Regions from separate parts of the Mus musculus genome. Here region 2 is linked to region 1. A link is a contact called in ENCODE Hi-C or POLR2A ChIA-PET data. All regions are on one chromosome and are shown on one strand. Each heading gives the region's core, a stretch centred on a gene start or an enhancer-like site at or near the end of the contact. The rest is flanking DNA. Distances are from core to core; before and after follow the strand shown. Region 1 holds the start of Heca (hdc homolog, cell cycle regulator). Region 2 holds the start of Reps1 (RalBP1 associated Eps domain containing protein).

What was found. Hi-C counts contacts between places; a loop is a spot of excess contacts on that map. ChIA-PET counts read pairs that join two places held with the same protein, here RNA polymerase II (POLR2A).
Region 2: a map of left cerebral cortex shows a loop between it and region 1 (2.1-fold over the local background). The contact joins the promoter of Reps1 here to the promoter of Heca in region 1. A Hi-C loop is called at or near these places in 1 of 37 maps with a recorded cell type or tissue (left cerebral cortex). POLR2A ChIA-PET finds 5 or more read pairs at or near these places in 1 of 5 experiments (embryonic stem cell).

Annotation. Positions count from the first base shown.
Region 1 is chr10:17,945,070-17,949,678 of GRCm38, forward strand. Heca (hdc homolog, cell cycle regulator) reads right to left here and starts at 2,998. Exons shown (of 4, transcript NM_001033432.3): 1 at 2,440-2,998. The coding sequence starts at 2,713.
Region 2 is chr10:18,054,117-18,058,511 of GRCm38, forward strand. Reps1 (RalBP1 associated Eps domain containing protein) reads left to right here and starts at 1,824. Exons shown (of 20, transcript NM_009048.2): 1 at 1,824-1,999. The coding sequence starts at 1,847.

The sequences.
Region 1 (4,609 bases), core at 1,748-4,247:
ATTTAGTCTTGAGCCAACAAGATGGCTCAGTGGGAAAAGCGCTTACCACGAAGCCTGACAACTGGACTTCAATCCCCGAAATCTACCTGGGGAAGGAGAGAACTCCTGACCCCAAAAAGTATGCTATTTGTACACGCACACAGCTAAAAAACAAAATGAACCTTTGTTATCATGTCCATTGCCCCTTCCTATAAAAATTCACCAGTATCACCTCTCCCTACATCTATACTACACACACACACACACACACACACACATAATTTACAATCTCCTTATTCATTTTGTGTAGGCCTAAGAACCTATGTTAAAATTGTCTTCAGAAACACAGAGATGATTCTTCAGTTAAATCAAACTATTTCACCAAGGTGACACCAAAGATAGGCGCCACAACCCTCAGCTCGCTGCTCCTGAATATGCAGCTTCTGAGATTGTGGCTATGGCAATATGGGGGCCCACTGCTTCTTTTCCCACATCTAATAGAATAAAGACCTACTAAGAAAGCCATAGCTTTACCCAGATATACACAGTACTGCTAAATCTACCAGTTTACTACTTCAAATGAACAATGTAAGTGGCTTAATGTTTTCAGTCTAGCAGGTACCATCTGCCAAAGAAAAACTTCCTCAACTACTTTAAGATACTCAAATCTTTCAGAGTGTGGTAAAGACACAGGTCTTTGTGAGAACCGAGGATGTACTAAAGTATAACCATTAGCCTAGTCCCTATCTAATACACAGTACTATTAACATTACAAATTAAAAAGTTGTCCATTTAAAATATTTATTTTAATATTTAATAACAATAATCTAATAACTAAAATAATCTTTTGAATGAATAACTAGTAGCTGTTACTCACCAGCCATCTATTATTTGCAATGAGCTTTTATCGACCTTTACATAATAAGCCTTTAAATAACACGAAATGGGAACTTAAAAGTAAAGGGTCACTCTAAGCCTCCCTCAGGAAAATCCTCTAAAGGCCCAGTGTAACCCTCACTGCCCCCCCTCACTCCCTCAAGTGTGTCTATGAGGAAACTGAGGTTCAGAAAAACTGGCCTTTCTCCAGATATCAAAGCTCTAAATGGCTGAGGAAGAGCTGGTATTATGCAGTCTAAGTATCATCTTCTCTGTCACATCAATATCAAAAGGACGGTTAGAGATAAGAAAGCAAGAGCCGGCACAGGCTAGCCAAATAGGCTAGCCAAGTTTTGATAGTACACTATCAAACACTCACAAACGTGTAAGTTTGCTCCTCCTAATAAACAAATCTTCCTATTTCAAAACTGCAGGGGCTCAGCCAGGGGGGGGCCCTTTCCAACAGCCTGTAGTCTATCTCCTATGGGAATCACTGTGGCATTCTTGTAAGTACTGTAGCCCTTTTTATGGGAGACCATCTACATAGAGGATGGCTTTGAAAACTGTTAAGAAGCAAATATAACGATTCTAACGATTCTCATCTACTTACATTAAAATGTACATTTTTTTCCCCTGAAAAACTACCTGAGAAGAAAAAAGTTTAAAAGCTGCCCAAATAAATGTCAGGCATCCTGTGGTAAGAAGGGAAAATCCTGTCACACCTTAGCTATTACCTGCATTCCTCCCTTCTAAAGGATCATTCAAGCGCTCATGAAATTATCAGGGCTTCTTCAGAAAAACAAATGTGAAACAATTATACAAGGGACAGGAAAAGAAAGAAAGAAAGAAAGAAAGAAAGAAAGAAAGAAAGAAAGAAAGAAAGAAAGAAAGAAAGAAAGAGAAAAGAAGGAAAGGAAGAAAAGGAAGAAAAGAGAGAAAGAAAGAGAGAGAAAAAAAAGAAAAAGACACCCAAACACTTCAGGTTGGGAACGGAAGTCAAGTTCAGATTCTCTTCCTTCCTCGAGCAAGACAAGAGAATTAAATGAACACCACACACACACACACACACACACACACACACACACACACACACTCTCTCTCTCTCTCTCTCTCTCTCTCTCTCTCTCTCTCTCTCTCTCTCTCTCTCTCTCTCTCTCCACCTGTGGCAATCAGGCAACAGGCCTACATCTGCTGGGAATTGCAGCTTTTCTTCTTTGGGGGCAATGGTGGGTGGGTGGGTCGCGGTGAGCAGGGAAGTTTCCAATCGGATCATTCTAACTTGGGCTCCTTTTCCTGCTTGCCCGCTGCCTCGCTCCCACCAACCCGGGACATTTCAGACTCAGCCCGCGCGGGCACCACGGGGAGCAGGCACCAACCGGAGCGCCGCCGCGGGGCCCGCAGCCCCGGTCCACGCCGCTCCGCGTGGGGACCACGAAAGGAAAGGCAGCGCGGGGCGGTGGGGCGGGGCGAGCACTTCCTGACTCGCATTGTCCACGCGCCGCCCGCGCCACCCAGGGCCCCGCCACCGCGCCCGCCCGCCCGTCGGTGAGGAAGTTGGCGCTCGCCCCGCCGCTGTCGTCTTACCATTCTTAGCGTCTCCCGCGGCTGCAGCCCCCGCAGCGACGGTGGCGTTGGCGGCGCCCGTGCCCGCACCTCCCGGGCCCGCCGCGCCGCCGGTGCCCACCGCGCCGGGCGACGCCGCCCCGCAGCCCGCCGCCGCCGCCGCCAGGGCCCCTCCGGCCGCCGCGCCTGTCGCACCCGCCGCCGCCAAGGCCCCGGCTCCATTTTCCTGCTCGTCCCCGCTGCTGTTGGCGCGCTTGTTTTTGCGGCCGCCTTTGCTGTTCTTGGGGTTGGGCATCTCCCCGGCCCGCTCGCGGGTGTCCCGGTCCCCGGCGCCCACGAAGGCGGCTCCCCCGCCGCACCGGGGCGGCCACGGAGAGCGCGGGCCGGCCGCTCTTCCTCAGGCGCCCGCCCCGCCGCGCGGCCCTCGCCGCGACATTCCGGCCGCCGCGCCCTCCGCGGCAGAAGCCGGCGCGGCCACGCGCGGCCACCCGAGGCTCGCAGCCGCGCGGGCGCAACGGGCCCCCGAGCAGAGCGAGACGCGGAGGAGCCCGAGGGAAAAGGCGGGTCTCGGGCTTGTTTTGATTCGGCTGCGCTGACACGCTCCAGGCCCGCCCCCGCCCGTGACGACACTGGGGCTTGAGCCCGGCCCCGCCCACCCAGTGACCTCACGGCAACTCGCTCCGCCCCCGTGACGTCACGCTCGGCGCTCAGCCCTCGGCTCTGGGTGACGTCATCCAGGCGCCTTCTTGGGAGAGGGAGGCTGGCGGGCTTCCCGCGTGTGCTGACAGCCACGACTGGGAGCCAGGCAGTGTTCGTGAAGTTGTTAACTGGCCTTCTGACCTTACTGGAGCTAAACCTGACAACGTGGTCTGGAAAAACAAACAGGTGACTAGAACAGGAGAGCAAAACAAAGGGTTTCGGATTAATAATTCGCTCAATGGCTCTGCGGCTCAACAATGGTAAGATAGGAGTTTCTGGAGAGTGCAGTTGAGCTCCTGTATGGGAATTCTTCAGTCTCGTGGTGGAAAGCTTATTTAGCCCAGACCTACCAACCAGAGACCCAAGGGTTCTGTCGGTTCTGTCAGAAGCAGAGCCAGCCAGGAGGAGCCAGGCTGCACAAAGAAGACTGAGTTGTCTGGAGAGAACGGCCGGGTTGTGAGGAGGACATCAGAGGTGAAGAAGTGAGGGCACAGCCATGCTCAGCAGTAGATGGCCAACACAAAAGAGACTCAGTTGAATCTTAAGAGGTTCTTTGTCTCAGAATGTTTTGTCAGGGATATATATATATATATGTGTAATCTTTTTAGGTCTTTTGTATAGACATATGGCTTCCAGTTTTCTGTTTTTTGTGGAATTCCTCACTGAACGAATACATCTATATGACTTTCTCATGCTTTTTCATTTGTTTGTTTTGTCCTATATTGTGTGTTTGTTTTCATCTTATCTATTTTATTATTATTTAGATGCATATTTGTTTTCTAAGAAGAGGCAGGAAAGCTGTGGATTCGGCTGGGAAGGGAGGTGGAGAGGATCTTGGCAGAGCTGGAGAAGGGGAAAGAAGAGCAGAATATAGTGTATTAAAAATCTATTATTAAAGAAGAAAAACGGAAAGAAAGAAAAAGAGATGAGAGCACAGGGTTCCTGGGAAGAGTTTGATGTAATCTCCTTTTCTGCACTCTCTTCTGCCCCTTTCAAAGACCCGCTCCTTTCCACCCTTCTGATCTCAGCTCATTTCTTCAGAATGATCCCATACCTTACCAGAAGAGCTGTCCCGAGTATCACAGTTTATTTCTCCTGTCTACCTCTGATTACGTTGGCAATGTATATGCTTAAATAATTTTCCTCTGTTCCCTCGCATGAAACAGCCATATTTTTATCTTGGGTGCCGTAAGAAACAACTGAACTGATCTTGGTGAATGTATAAATGACATTCTTGATCCATGACTACAGAAAAACACTGAACTCGTTTACAGTGTCTTCTTCCTATGGCGTGATCTTTAATCGACTGGACTGTTGAGGCAAGGCACTGTGGCTAGGTTGAAGGGTCTAGAAAGATGGCCAAGGAATTGCTCAGAGAAGAGCCATCCACATGACTTCCTAGCCAGGATTCTGATGGGCAGAGCCTGGAGCAACACTGTATTCTTGAGAGCAATTGCTAGTTGGACGCAGTACACTATATGTTAAAGGAAAG
Region 2 (4,395 bases), core at 574-3,073, 110 kb after region 1:
GAAGGAACAAAGGCTTAGGGCAGGATAGAGCTGCTAGGCCATGGGGAGGTGGCAGGGGAAAAGAGACCAGTGACAGCAGGAATCAGTCCCTACCTCATTGAACCTATCTTTTAAAAATGCACACACACACACACACACACACACACACACATACCCAAACTGCAATTGTGAGTATGAATTGTAAGACGTACTAAGCACTATATGAAGTAGAGTAACATGAAAATATCGCCACAAAGTGGCATCTATAAAGACTTACATAAAGAGCTTCACAGACGTTCATTTAGATTTAGCCTCCAAAGGAGGCATTTGGTGCCAGAGTTCTTCTTTCTGTTTTCTGGGCTGTTTGAGATAGGGTCTAGGTTGGCCTTCTGTGTTCTGTGAGGCTGAACATGACCTTGAACTTCTGATCCTCCTGTCCTCTACCTCCCAAATGGCTGGGATTACAGGTAAGCACCACCACACTTGATCTATGCAGTGCTGGGAATAGAACCCAGGGCGTTGTGCACACAGTGCTCTAACAAATGAGCTATATCCCCAGCCCTCTATGTCTGCTCATTCTTATAATGATGTCCCCTTAATGGGCTCTATGTAACAGAGAATAAAAACCAAACTTGAAAAGCCCTCTGTGTAATCTTCCTTGGCTCCCGTTTCTGAAATACTTCATATTTAATGCTGACAAGGTCGCGGGCTGACTGGTGATGGTATCCCTTCACTAGGAAAGAAAAGGCAGGGGATCAAGAGTTCAAGTCCAGCCTGACTTCATAGAGTTTCAGGAAAGAAATACTTTTAAAAGATTAAAGGCTCGTTAAGGGTCTATGAACTCCAGAGACAGATGCAGATTAAGACTCCCCCCCCCCCACCCCCCAGAGGAAGGAAGGGATGGTGAGCAACAAGAGGGCCTGGAGTTGGCTGAAGGCCTACACAGGTTTCCCGAGTGGATGGCATAAACCGACAGTATTTGGTTCTCGGTGAAAAAAAAAAAAAAAAAAGGTGACTTTTTTTTTCTTTATTTCTATTTTTTCAAACTTGGTTTTACAGAAGACCCGGCTTGGGACCAGATCGAGTTCAGCCTTGGTTTAAGCGTCCACACCTGAGCAAGCTTCCCTGCTTCAGTGGACGGCGCAAAGCGATGCACTTATCCTCGTTAAGTGCAAACCGTTAGGAAATGCTGCACGCCAGAAGCTGCCGCACCCCAGCCCGCAGTGCGACCTGAACCCTCCGCGTCGCTGGGACGCCGGTCGGTCCCCAAGTGCCCCCAGCCTGGGGTCCTCGCGGAGGGCGCCCAGGGCCACTCGCCGCGCCCCGCCGTGCCGCGGGGCTCCGGCCAGCAGGGGGCGCTGCGGCCCGCTCTCCCGGGAGCGGCCGAGCCAGCCCGGTGGGTGTTTCTCTCTCTCTCTCTCCCTCTCCCTCTCCCTCTCGCGCTCTCTCCTCCCGGCCTCACATCCGGGTCTGGAGCGCGGCCGCCGCTGTCAGTGCCGGGCCGGGGCGCAGTCAATGGCGGCCGAGGGAGGCGGAGCGGCGGCCACGCGCAGCCCCGAGCCCCCGAAACTTTAGACTTCGGAAGCCCCACAACTTCTCGGAGGGGGGCGCGTGGGCGGAAGGGGAAGCCGAGGCGGGAAGCCCGAGGGACGCGGCCGAGCCCGGAGCCGCCGCCTCCTTTTCCCCACGCCGAGCTTGCGGCCGCGCACAGCCGCGCGCCACCGCCGCCGGCTGCCCCGGGCCACACGAGCTCGCGGCCCCGCGGGGAGGCCGTGCCGTGCGCAGTACCCCGCCGGCCGCCCCGGGTCGCGGGGCCGGCGCCCGGGTGGTGCATGCGGGGCGGGGCGGCCGCCGGGCCGAGGCGAAGATGGAAGGCTTGACGCTGAGCGACGCCGAGCAGAAATACTACTCGGATCTCTTCTCCTACTGCGACATCGAGAGCACCAAGAAGGTGGTGGTCAACGGGCGAGTGCTCGAGCTGTTCCGGGCCGCGCAGCTGCCCAACGACGTGGTCCTCCAGGTACCGCCGCGTCCCCGGCCGCGCGGGCCCCGGGCAGCGGCAGCGGGAGTGGGCTCCCCCGGGGACGGGCAGAGGCCGCAGGTGCGGGAGCGGGGTGCGCGGGGACCCCTGGAGGGGGAGGGCTCGCCGTCCGGGTGGGGGCGGGGGTCTGCGGAGCCTGCATCCCTCCGGCAGCCTGTGCACTGGAAGAGCAAGGTCCCGGGTCTCTCGGGTTGTGTGTGCATCCTAGCGTCTGCTGGATATGCCTACTATAGTCACATAGCTCTTCGACTCCCGCACAATAGGAAAGTTACGACTATAGGCAGGCAAAATGCCATATGGATTTTTGAGCGAGCCGAGCAGACTCGATGAAGTGAGATTTGTTACGCTTAAGGTATCCAAGAAGCAGGTGGTTTGGGTTTTTTTTTTAGGGGGGGGGTTGTTTTGTTTTGTTTTAAATTTAAGGAAGCTGTGTTCTTAGGGGAGACTAAGAAATTTGAACTTCTGGCTGATACTTGGCATGTAGATAGATGTGAAAAGAACTTGGTCGTAGAATGGGTGGCCGGTGGACAGTATCTTCTAGTGCCCTTCCCGGGAATAGTCAGTGGAGCTTGTGGGTTTGGTTTGGGATTTATTGAACAGCTGGAATCAGACAGCGGATAGTCTCCTCAGTCTGTAACTCTGCCACTCGTAACTCTGTAGCAGCAAGGGTAAACCTTCTTTGTCGCCTGTTTTAGAAGTGCTAATATTTGTGATGAGCATTAATGCTACTGCTTAATGATTCATAGCTGCTATAGTAAGAGCCTGTTTAAACTGTATGGGAGGAAGGAACCGTCTTAAGTTTTCATCCTCATATTGATCCCAAGCCAGTTATCCAAATCTCCAAACACATGGAGATGGAAGTGGATATAATGCAGTGGAAGCAGAATATTGGGCCAGAGGTTTGATTTTACTTTGTTTTGAGACAGCTTATTGCTTTATATCCCAGACTAGCCCTGAACTCAGGGTCCTGTTGCCCCCTCAACTGCTCAGGTGCTGGGACGTGGGTGTGGGCTGGGCCAGGAGTCTCCAGGCTTTTAGAAATCTCATCACTCTGCCTCCTCAGCCTCCAGTTCTCTGAGGCCCATCTTAGAGTGAAAGTCAGTTTTCTTCTAACAGAAACCCTTGTGATATAAAAATTTCTACACACACCTCGAATATAGACAATACCCGAGTGCCTACTGTGGTTTAGGGAGTGAATTCTTTCTCACTTTGCTTTTGTTTCATTTTGTCATTTTTTCTTAACCCTGGGGTGTGGTGGGGAAAGGTGAGTGTTTTAGGTACCAGGGAAGGATAAGAAAGTCTCAGATCTGTGCTGCTGAAGAGGACAACATAGTGACAATTTTAGGCTTTCCCAACAATTCAGATTCTGTGTGGATTCACTGTTTTTGTTTTTATGGCCCTCTTACGATGAGGAAACCAGGTTTAGCTTGGGTTCACACAAAACATCCCATAGTTTGCTGATGGGTTAAATGATATGGGGCTAGTGTCTAATGGATTTGGTACAAAACTTACAGGTTCTGGACAAGAAGCCCCCCATATTCTATTTTAGCTCATGTCTTTGGGGTTCAGAGTTAACTGGAAATGACTTTGTCATTCTAATGGTACACAAGACTTTTTTAGGGTGTTTACATGTTTAGGGCATAGAAATTAGTGTCCATTAACCTCCAGCTGAGATATGTTCAATTGAATCCAACTTATTTTCATATTTTACTCAATTGTATTGGCATTTGAAAATAAATTTCTATTATCTTTGTACATAGGTAGCTTAAGTCGTTTAAATATTTGGGATTCAATTACACGTTGGAAATTGTAGGATCCCTGAAGCAAGACTTCCACAGTAACATGATCAGGTTGACGATCCCTGACCAGGATATCTGCAGTACTCCTAACCTGAAAACTTTGAGGGCCAAAATATCACAAGTGGAAAATTCCATATTATGAAACTTTCTTGTTCAGAATTATCATTCTTTTAAATTGACTCTCAAACTGTGGGACTACTGTGCATATGAGATGTAAAGAGATCTCTTCAAACTTGGATCCTACCCCCAAGATATCTCATTGTGTGTACACAAACCTTCAGTTTCAAGCATTGCTGATAAAGAATAGCCAACCTGTACTGAATAGCAATCTGGAGTCTTGAAGGCAGCTTACTTAAAATTTGGCCTAAGACATAGAAATGTGAGACTGAAGGGGAATGTGGATTTAGTTTCTCTTATGAGAGTTTGAGATTTTCTGAAAACAGCATTCCATGGCTCTCAGGGAGAAGCATTGGGGGTAATTCAAACATATCCCAGTTTTGTTCTCTTTGTTGAGCTAGATGTTGGAGGTTCAACAGAAGCACAAGGTGCTCTGAGGGCTTTGTAAATTACAGGACC